Linked DNA regions of Mus musculus: region 2 is linked to region 1. Evidence: chromatin loops called from intact Hi-C (ENCODE). Cell type or tissue: left cerebral cortex. All regions are shown on one strand. Each heading gives the region's core, and the rest is flanking DNA. Links, peaks and the distances in the headings are about the cores only.

What was found. A loop is a pair of places that touch in the nucleus more often than their neighbours do. Peaks named below come from ENCODE experiments on the same cell type or tissue, not always from the same donor. Only the 100,000 strongest peaks of a DNase experiment are listed, where the experiment ranks them.
Region 2: it touches region 1 in a loop (2.9-fold over the local background); 16 of 42 quality-filtered maps call a loop at or near these places.

What each region holds. Positions count from the first base shown.
Region 1 is chr4:120,680,143-120,685,522 of GRCm38, reverse strand. No RefSeq gene overlaps it. Among named protein-coding and RNA genes, the nearest start is that of Cited4, 16 kb to the right of the region's middle. In left cerebral cortex, for the core only: CTCF peaks have their summits at 3,114 (motif pointing right) and 4,399 (motif pointing left); DNase peaks (open chromatin) are centred at 3,110 and 4,374.
Region 2 is chr4:120,907,944-120,913,323 of GRCm38, reverse strand. No RefSeq gene overlaps it. Among named protein-coding and RNA genes, the nearest start is that of Exo5, 14 kb to the left of the region's middle. In left cerebral cortex, for the core only: a CTCF peak has its summit at 3,308 (motif pointing right); DNase peaks (open chromatin) are centred at 2,049 and 3,308.

The DNA.
Region 1 (5,380 bases), core at 149-5,148:
TGTTGCCCTTGAGCCTATACCAACCCCACCAGGCCTCAGTGACCTCCGTCAAGCCCTGCTCCAAATACAGCTGCATTTTCAGGTTTGAGGGACTAGAGCTTAAGCATGTGAGTTTTGAGGATCTATCCTATCACACGCGGGGCAGCATTTGATCCACCTCCCCACCCCTCCCCCATCCTGCTTTCTAGAAATGTTCAGGGGCTCAGAATTGCTTTGGAGCCTATTCTTCTGGACAGAGGTAGACACCTGAACACATCATAAAACCAATCATTTAAAAACCTTATTTGGTGGCTGGAGTTGCTCTTCCAGACCAACTCAGCACCCACATCAGGTGGCTCATAACCATCTGTAACTCTAGCTTCTGGCCTCCCTTAGCATTAGTGTTGTGATCATAAAAAGAGAAAGAGCTATAAGAATATGTTCTGGGGCTGGTGAGGTGGCTCAGTGGGTAAGAGCACCCGACTGCTCTTCCGAAGGTCCAGAGTTCAAATCCCAGCAACCACATGGTGGCTCACAACCATCCGTAACAAGATCTGACTCCCTCTTCTGGTGTGTCTGAAGACAGCTACAGTGTACTTACATATAATAATAAATAAATCTAAAAAAAAAAAAAAAAAAGAATATGTTCTGGCAGGGTGTGGGGGAAGGAGGTGCCTAAGAGGGCCCATGCCAAGGTATCTCTTCCCCCTGAGGAACCACACACACACACACACACACACACACACACACACATACTGGTATAGTATAGAATAGAGTTTATTTAGGGCATGGGGAGGGGAGTTAAGAGAGTAGTAGAGGCAGAGAAAGGCAGAGAGAAGAAGAGAGTGGAGAAGAAGAGGCCGGCCATGATCGTGCAGGGGGGTGGGGGTGGGGTGGGGATGGGGAGAGAGGGGGAGCCAGAGGGCAAGAGGCAAGGAAGAGAAGCAGGAGTAAGAGAGAGAGGAGCGGGCAAGCAGCCCCTTTTATAGTGCTAGGCCTACCTGGCCGTTGCCAGGTAACCATGGGGGTGGAGTCCAGACAGAATACCAACAATGTGTACTCATACACACATACCCTGTGAAGGCACACACACACACACACACACACACACACACACTCACCTATGTACAACGAAATAACAAAACGTATTAGGCTGCAGTGGCACTTTAGTCCCAGCATTTGAGGAACAGAGCAGGTGGATCTCTGTTCCAGGTCAGCCAGGTCATAGCAAGCTCCAAGCCAGCTGAGGCTGCACTGTCCCAAATAATAAAAGTAAATCTTTAAAACCTTATTTGGTTAGACACAGAACCTTTGTTATAATATTATGTGTTTGGAACACTCCCCCCCCCCCCCGACACACACTCCCATTAATGTGAAGGTGACCTCAGTCCTAACCATGCCATAGGCATGGAATATGTGCCCAGCATCTTATGGCTACCCAAATAAACCAGGTCTGTCTTCATGACGCAATGTTTACCTAGAAATTAGAGTAATTTGTAGCCTACAAAACCTGAAAGTCTGTTTATGTGAAATCTTGCTTCTTGCCTAAACCATGCCATGGCTCCCCTCGTGGGGCAGACACTTGACGATCTGTCCGTCTCACGGTAGGTCTCATGGGAGGTTCATGGAACAATATGCTGAGATGTTTCATCCAATGGAAGACAGGGGGAAGGCAGGACTGGCAGGCAGAGAAGCTAACCTCCTGTGGTGTCTGCGACATGGAGTTGGTTTGTTTTGCAGTGTTATCAGAGACCTGACTAGCATCTAGTGAGACAGGGGTGTGTGTGTGTGTGTGTTCATATTGCACCTAACAAAAGATCTCCTCAAACCCTCTCTATTTGCCTTTGGTTTTGTCCCAAAGTCTCTAATCATTAGATACACCCTTTCTTTCACACTTCCCTCCAAAACCTAAAAAAAAAAAAAAAAAAGAGTTCGAAGACATTGAGGATTTCCTGGAAGATTGAAGTTTTCTGGGAGGAGATACCCAAGGCTCGAGTCTAGCCTTATCTGCCTGCTCAGAACGCAGAGAAATCTGCCTCATCTCTAGTGTGGTTTGAATAAAAATGGCCCTCATGGGCCCCACTGGAAGGGGTGCTATTAGGAGGTGTGGCCTTGTTGGAGTAGGTGTGGCTTTGCTGGAGGCAAATGGGGGATGGGCTTTGAGATCTCAGAGGATCAAGCTAAGCTCAGTGGCTCAGTTCTCTTCGTGCTGCCTGCTGATCCATCCCACTGTAGAATTCTCAGCTCCTTCTCAGCACCATGCCTGGCTGCACGCTGCCATTCTTGTCGCCATGACTAAACCTCTGAACTGTAAGCCAGCCCCAATTACATACTGTTTTTATGAGAGTTGCCATGGTGTCTCTTCACAGCGATAGAAACCCGATGACACCTCTCTTTCATGGTCTGAGACTCCCTCGGCTCCTCTCCTGGTACTAGGACCTCTCTGCTTTCTCAGGTGTGATGTTAGCGAGATGGAGGACAAGAAACATCTATTTTGTTTTAAAGTTGTTGTAACATTTGTCCATCATGTGTGTTGGGGGCAGACACGTGGAAGTCAGCAGATAATTTGCAGGTGGTTCTCTCTTTTCATCAGGTGTGGAGATCCAGTTCATGTCGTTAGGCTTGGTGGCAAGTGATCTTACCTGATGAGGTGTATCGTGTGTGTGTGTGTGTGTGTGTGTGTGTGTGTGTGTGTGTGTGTGTGTGATGCATGCGTGTGCAGAAGTTGAAGTGGTATTGGGCATCCTGTTCTATCACTGTACCTTTTTTTTTTTTTTTTTTGGAGACAATTTGTCTTACTGATCTTGGAGTTTGAATGGTGGCGGGCTAGCAAACCCCAGCAGTTGTCCTAGATTCGCCCTCCACAGTGCTGGCGTCACAGATGCGCCCAGCCTCCCAAGCTTTCTCTATGGACGCTGGGATCTGAACTCAGGCCCCATACACTTGAGCTCACCCACAGAGCCATCTCTCCAGTCCCTGAAAGATGTATTTCATGTTTTCAATCGTCATCATCCTCTACAGGAGAACAGGCGCGCACACGTAGGTTGGCAGGGAGCAGAGCAAAGCTACACGGGAATGATTGTCTTCTACCCAAGAAACCTCCACTAGTCCCTGCTATGTGCACCCACAGCCACAAGGGGTCAGTAAAGACCTTGGTGTCGCAGCACCAGCCTGGTATTAGGAAACAAGCCGGGTTTGGGGGTCCTAGAGACCCTACCTGAAAGGTTCAGAGGGTACAGGGCTGTGTGCTCAGCCTTTCACTTTTATTCCAGTTGTTTGTTGCTCGCTGATACACATCAAGCACTGCTACAATCGCCACGGTCATGGTCATAGCAGCTCTTGTAAACTCATGAGTCCCTACTTCCCTAGATCAGGCAGTAGTATACTATTGTCTAGACAGAAATCAACAGCAGCAAAAAAGCTCAGATAACCCCAGAAGGTGGTAAGAAAACGAAACGGAAATGGGGTAGTCACAGAGTTAGGAGAACCCTGGGTGTGGCAATCGGGAAGGTCCAAGGGAAATAGCAAGGCCTCCAGGAGCCCTGGATCCAACAGCTCCGTTCTGCAGACGAGGAAATGGGGCTCCAAAAGCCAGTGTAGAGCCCGGAGAGGAAAGAGCCCAAGTGTCTTAACTTCCAGACCAGTCTCTGAATGGCTCTCCTTCCCTTTGCTCTTCAGCTTACCCTGTATCTTCTTGGGATGTGAGGGCGCTTTGAGAACGTGGGTCTTAACAGGACGGTATGTGTATCTCTGTGTGTAAAACTTTCAGAAGCCCTCAGAGCAAAAACTACACGAAAACCACACAGTAATGATAAAGGGATCCCACAGAGTTCTGATTTTGGTCTCGTGATTCAACTTCAAGGCCTCCTCATATATTATTACACATTAAATTCTTTCCCAAATTTCGGGTTTGGTGCCTTGCCTCTCTGAGGGTGTGGCCCTGGGAAAGTTATTTCTTCAGCTCCCTCATCTTAAAATCTGAACTCAACTTTCCTAACCCCGAAGCCACCTCCCTCTCCACACCTCGGGTCATTTGCGTGACTGGGCACTGGGCTGAACCCGCCTCCTGCTCCTGAACCCACCCTGCTTACACACACCAGCCCTGAGCCCATCCATACAAATGTTAAACCCAGTCATGCTTGTTTAGACACTCTCAGAGACGCGATGAGGTAGGTTCGGGTGTGATCATCCCGTTTGCCAAGCAGAAAGCAGGTTCCAGCAAGAGAGGACTCGCTCTAGGTCACACTGTGTGAGCGACAGAGTCAGGCTTCAAACAAACAAACAAACAAACAAATCCTTCATCTTTCCCTATTCAAAGTTCATATCTAAGATAATGGAAAACATCAAAGCTCCATTCCGCCCCCCACCCGGAAAATCCATATAGGTGGTCCAGCAAGCTTCACCTGGTAGGGTACTGCCACCTGCAGGGAAAAGCGTGGTATTGCACCCCACTTCAAGCAGGTGTCATCAAGCCAAACTCAGAGGTAACTCCGGCTGAATTTCTTTTTTCTCTTCTCTTCTCTTCTCTTCTCTTCTCTTCTCTTCTCTTCTCTTCTCTTCTCTTCTCTTCTCTTCTCTTCTCTTCTCTTCTCTTCTCTTCTCTTCTCTTCTCTTCTCTTCTCTTCTCTCCTCTCCTCTCCTCTTCTCTTCTCTTCTCCTCTCTTCTCCCCTCCCCTCCCCTCCCCCCCTCCCTCCCTCCCTCTAGCTCTCTTTCTTTCTTTCTTTCTTTCTTTCTTTCTTTCTTTCTTTCTTTCTTTTTTTTTTTTTTTTTTTTTTTTGTTTTCCGAGACAGGGTTTCCTTGTGTAGCCCTGGCTATCCTGGAACTCACTCTGTAGACCAGGCTGGCCTCGAACTCAGAAATCTGCCTGCCTCTGCCTCTGCCTCTGCCTCTGCCTCTGCCTCCCAAGTGCTGGGATTAAAGGCATGCGCCACCACTGCGGGGGGGGGGGGTGTCCGCGCGCGCGCACTCCGCAGAGCACGTGTGGAGGTCAGAGAACAACTTGTGGGAGTCGGCTCGCCCCTTTCACTGTGTATATTCTGGGGATTGAGCTCAGACCATCTGGCTTGGTGGCAAACACCTTTATCTATCTTGCCAGCCCAAGGTTTTCAAATGTTTTTGGTCCAGTGAACAATCTCAGTGAAGGCACTAGAGCTGTATTTCGGTGGCAAAGAATAAATTCAGCATGAGGAATGTCCTTGGCTTGACCCCAGCACCACCAAAAGAAAAAAGAAAAAAAAAAAAAAGGTGGGAGAGAGGCTCGAGGGGGAGAAGTCTGAATTGTGTGCCTCTTACCTCATGAAAGTACTGAAGTCCAAAATGAAGTGCTCCCCATAATCTTGGGGGTTTGAATACTTTGTTCCCTGTTGGTGGCTGTGTTTGGAGAGGCTTAAGAGTATGGC
Region 2 (5,380 bases), core at 236-5,235, 230 kb before region 1:
GATAAGAGAGGCAGTCCTTGGTTCCATTGATTATTCATCGTGGAGACTAGGGACATACCCTTTCCTCAGGGTGGACCAGAGATTTTGCATACCTTTTGCAGGAAGGAACTTAGTCTGGGAAGGGAAGCTTCATTGGCCAAACCCTCAGGGTCCATCTAGATACCTCATTAGCGTGCAGAACTTTGTGTTTTGTGCTAGGCCACGTTCTTCTGTGTGGAGTTGTGGTCACGTGTTCCAGGCCAGGAATCTGGTCAGGAGTAGGGAACTCCTACTGTCCTCAGGTGGATGCCAGCGGTTCTGAACCCACTCAACCTTACCAAGTTTCCTGGCACAGTCCACTGCCCCACAAAAAAGAATTATTGGACCTTTGGTCTTCTAATATTCTGAGTACCTGCCTGCCATACTCTATTGCTTTCAATTTCCACCCACAAAGCATCAGAGTTCCAATTTCTTTTAGTCCTTATAATGTTTATTGTTTTCCATGCATTGATATTGATAGTGGCCATCTCTATAGGTATGAAGCAGTGTCTCACGGTAACTTTGATTTACATTGCACTAATAATTAGTGGTGTTGGGCAAACACCACTAATTAGTGCACTGGCAAACATATTAGCCTATTTGTGTATCTTTGATTTTTTGGTTTTTTTGTTTTGCCTTTTTGTTGTTGTTGTTGTTGTTCTGTTTGAGACAAGATCTTGCTTATTTATTTATTTTAAGATAGAATTTCGCTGTGTAGCCCTAGCTGATCAGGAACTTACTCTGTAGACCAGGCTGGCCTCAGACTCAGACATCTGCCAGCTGATGCCTCCTGAGTGCTAGGATTAAAGGTGTGTACCACCATGCTCAGCTCCATTTTATTCTCTTGAGACTGGGTCTCTAACTGAACCTGGAACTCACTGGTTTTGGCTAGACTGGCTGGCCAGTAAGCTCCATCTCTCATATGTACAGTGTGTTACATGCGCTGCTTCCCCCATACACATAAGCAAATGTAAGAACATTTTAAAAAGATCTCTAAGGGGGACTGGAGTGACAGCTCAGCAGTTAAGAAACTGGATGCTCTTCTAGAGGGCAACAGTAAAGTATGTGCTGCAAATCTACAGACACAGACAAAATATGTATACACAGAATTGTAAAACTCTCTATGATAGTACCCAGCACTGGGGCACTGGATTATGGGCTGTCAGTCTAATCTTCCACCATATAAAACCACTCAATGCATACACAGCATAGGAGAAATTCAAGATCCCTCTGGGTCACTGACATTTCTCAGACACAGGTAAGGAAGGGACTTTTTATCAACAGTATTCATTTATTAGTATCATTCATTCAGGCACTCATTTTGCAGGGCTGAGGATTGAACCCAGGGCCTTCCATATGCTAGGCCAACATTCCACCATTGAGCTACATCCCTAACCACATGAGATAATTTTATAAAACCTACAAAAAAATATGGTTTTGTTGAAGGGATGATTTAAAAAAACACCCACAACAACAACAAAACCCAGAGTCTTACGTAGCCCAGGCTAGGTCAAACGTGCTATGAAACTCCTGATCTTCCAGCCTCTGCCTCCAGAGTGCTGGGATTACAGGTGTGCACTACCACACTCAGTCAGAGGAGACAATAATATTCTTCTTCTTATTATTATTATTGATACAGGATCTCATTATGTCACCCTGGCTGGCCTGGAACTCTCTCTGCAGATCAGACTGGCCTTGAGTTTGCAGAGACCCTGCCTCTGCTTCCAGAGTGCTGGAATTAAAGGCATATCCCACCACAGCCTGTCTGATATTTTAGGACTAGCCTAGATCTTCATTCCTGGGTCCTGGAAGATATCCTTTACCAATCTATGCAATTTCTAGGCAAACATACAGACATAAAGCAGTCAAGACTGCGAGCCCCCACTCTACCAGCCATACAGGTGACACTAGCTAGTGAGCTATGCTAGGCTTTATTTATAAAGGAGCTGGCGGCCACAGTTTGGCAACCTCTTCACAATCCCCTCTCATAGTTATTATTGGCACAGGTGTTGGTCTCATGTGCAGTTCTCAGTGACTCACTTTCGGCAGTCGGTGGAATCTTCAGCGAGGCCTTTTCTTTGGCAGGTTGCTCCTCCCTACTCCGTGAACATTGATGCTTCAACAGCCAGTTTGCTTTTGAAACTGTCTCACCATGTAGCCCTGGTTGATCTGAAACTTCCTATGACTGGGCTGACCTTAAACTCAGAGATCCACCTTCCCATGTCTCCTGAGTGCTGGGACTAAGGGCAGGAGTCACAGTATCCAACCTTGATAAGCCAGTCTTCTGTCATTGTCCCCTCACACCACATGGGCCTGGGGCTGAACTATGGACACTGTGTGACTGATGATGGCTAAATGTGCTGCTATAGTTTTTTGTTTTTGTTTTTGTTTTTTGTTTTGTCAACTTGACACAAGCTGGAGTCATCTGAGAAGAGGGACTCTCAATTGAGAAGACTCCATTAGATTAGCCTGTAGTTCGTTTTTTGTTTTTTTGTTTTTTTTCCTTTTTGTTTGTTTGTTCTCGTCTACCAAAGCTTCAGTCTTTTCAAATGGCTCCTGGCCAGGAATTCCCCGGGAGCAGGATTTGGAACGGATAGTAGTCTCCATCCTATACCATAGACTCCTGTTTTCAGACAACATTTTGAAAATAGGCATTACGGGGGTATAATTACAGATGTAATGTACTCTTTCTGTTGTTTTGCTTGGGGGAGGGTAGGGTGTGGCTAGGTAACCTAGACTATCCTTGAACACTTGATCCTCATACATCAGTTTCCCAAGTGCTGGAATTACAAGCCTAAGCCACCACACTTAGTTTACTAATTGACGTTCCCCACGCCCCCTGCAAATTAGTCTTGAATGTTCTAAAATTTCATGTAATGAAGGCATTTACCCTTTGTGTAATACCTTTCCTTCAGCACGCACATGTTGTTGTCATTTTGACACTTCATCCCTGCTGTTGCTTTTGCAAGCACAGTAGTGTCCTATGGTTGCCCATCTCAATATGCCACAGGTGGATTTTCCCCCACTGTGGGTAGATGTGACAGTTATACATCTGTTACTTCTTCCAATCTTCCTTCCGTTGCCTGTTCTGTCATAGTTCCTTAAAGGTAGTGGTTTTTAACCTTCCTAAAATTGTGACCCGTTAATAGAGTTCCTCATGTTGTGGTGACCCCCCAACCATAAAATACTTAGGCGACTAACAGATGACGCCCCAAAAAGGGTCGACCCACAGGTTAAGAGCAGCGGCTTCAAGTTTCTTTCAATGAGAGCACGACATTTTGTCAGTAGATGGCGCTGCAGAGCCATTGCAGCAGGAAGGAACTTGCATTTCCTTCTGGTGAGTTGTTTTACTCTCCCCGTCTGTGCCAACAGCACATGCATGGGCTATCTGTTTGTGTTTTGCCCCGACTACATGTCCCCATCACATTAACACCTATAAAGATACAACCCTAGTCCAGAGCCGCCTTGAACAATGCTCCCAATGAGGACACTGCCCATCTCAGCTGGCCCGGACATGGACATTCGTGACTCCTGTGTGCCAAGTCTCAGCTTCTGCTCCAGGGTGCTTCCAACACCAGGTCTTGCACCATTCTGTGTGCAAGTAGGTTCATGACTATTCTGGGCACTCGTGTTTCTTCTACCAAGGCTAGCCTTTGTAGCACAGCCGACTTCTTACATTATCGTACATGTTTGCTAACAGGTTTGCGTCACAGCTTTAGGAAGAGTCCCACCTTCCAATTTGTTTCTTTGGGTATCTTCCTTCAGCTTTAGGATAGTCCTTAGGTCATTTTGAACTCGGGGCCTTGTGCGTGCTAGGCAAGTACTCTACCACTGAAGGATACCAGGCTTTTCCCTCTCCTTTTACATCTTCATAGCTGCTCCAATGCTAAATTGATGTGTTTTTCTTTTGTTATTATCTTTTCTTGAGACAAGGTCTCCTATGTAGCCCAGGCTGGCCATGAACTTACCATGATTCTCCTACATCTACTTTGAAGTGTTTGGATTACAGGCATGAGCCTACTAAACTGGCTGGTTTGTTTTAACATTTCCTTCTTAAGCTGGGCATAGTGAGGTATCCCTGGCCTCAGGTTAAACTACACATTGAGTTCCAAAACAGCTTGGGTCACAGTAAAAACATGTCTTAGAAAGAAAAAAAAAAAAAAACGGAATTAATTATATGATTACTTAATAAAGTCCCTCTTTCAAATTTCTACGTGGTTTCAATATTTGGACTGCACTGTAACAGACAGTTTGTAAGTTTGTTTCCATTTGGGGCTTTCATGAGTGGATAAAGCTGTTTTGGATGTTCTCGCCTTTGGGAAGTTGTCTTGTCTTTTCCTCCTTTCTTTCCTTTCTTTCTTTCTATCTTTCTTTCTTTCTTTCTTTTTTCCTTCCTTCCTTCCTTCCTTCCTTCCTTCCTTTCTTTCTTTCTTTCTTTCTTTCCTTCTTTCCTAGAACACTCCCATGTTATTTATTTTTTTTTTGTTTGTTTGTTTTTGAGAAAAGGTCTCACTGTGATGCTCTGGCTGGTCTGGATCTTTTTTTTTTTTTGTAAAATTTAAAATTTTATTGATTTAAATACACCAGCCATTTATAAAATCATGATAATAATTAAATTACAAAATGAGAAAAAGCAAAAGCAAAATCAGCCCACCAAAAGTATAATGGAGCATAGCAAGCAAAATGTTCAGGATTTTATAAGAACAGATCATGCATGTTACTTAATATTAGCACTGACCATTCATTCAGCTCCAGTTAAATATCATTCAACTCAAGGAAGAGCGTCAACAGATGCATTTCTGGGGAATGTGCTATTGCATGTTAATGACCAAATAGTGAGTACATTATCTATTAATAACAAAAATAATCATTATGGGAAAGCATAGTTTAAGTCCCTAACACAGAGTATGAAGGCTGCTGAGAATCAGGTCATAGGCACATTTGCAGCTGAACTTATGCATTGCGTTGTGCACAGCTGCCCTTCAATTATTTCAACTCTTACCTGTGAGTTGCTTGCTTCTAACTGCGCGCATAATGTACTGCTATTCCCACGGTGTCCAGAGGCTGAGGCCACACCCAGGTAGATACTCTCTCACTTAAAACCAAGAAGTAGAAGAATTTTGGATCTTCCGTTCTTGTGACTTAAAATTAGGACTCGGTTAATTTTTTATTAATCTTAGAACCTATTTTCAAACAAGTTCAATCCCATGTTACTTCCGGTTTTGACAGTAGTTATCCATACATAAGTAGAACTTTCTTCGTTCCGTGTTAGGTGGATTTGGGGTTAAAAATTCATTTTTCCAACCATGTGGAGTGATTAATTGCCATTTCTTTTTGTTTGTTTATTTTGTTTGTAGAACAT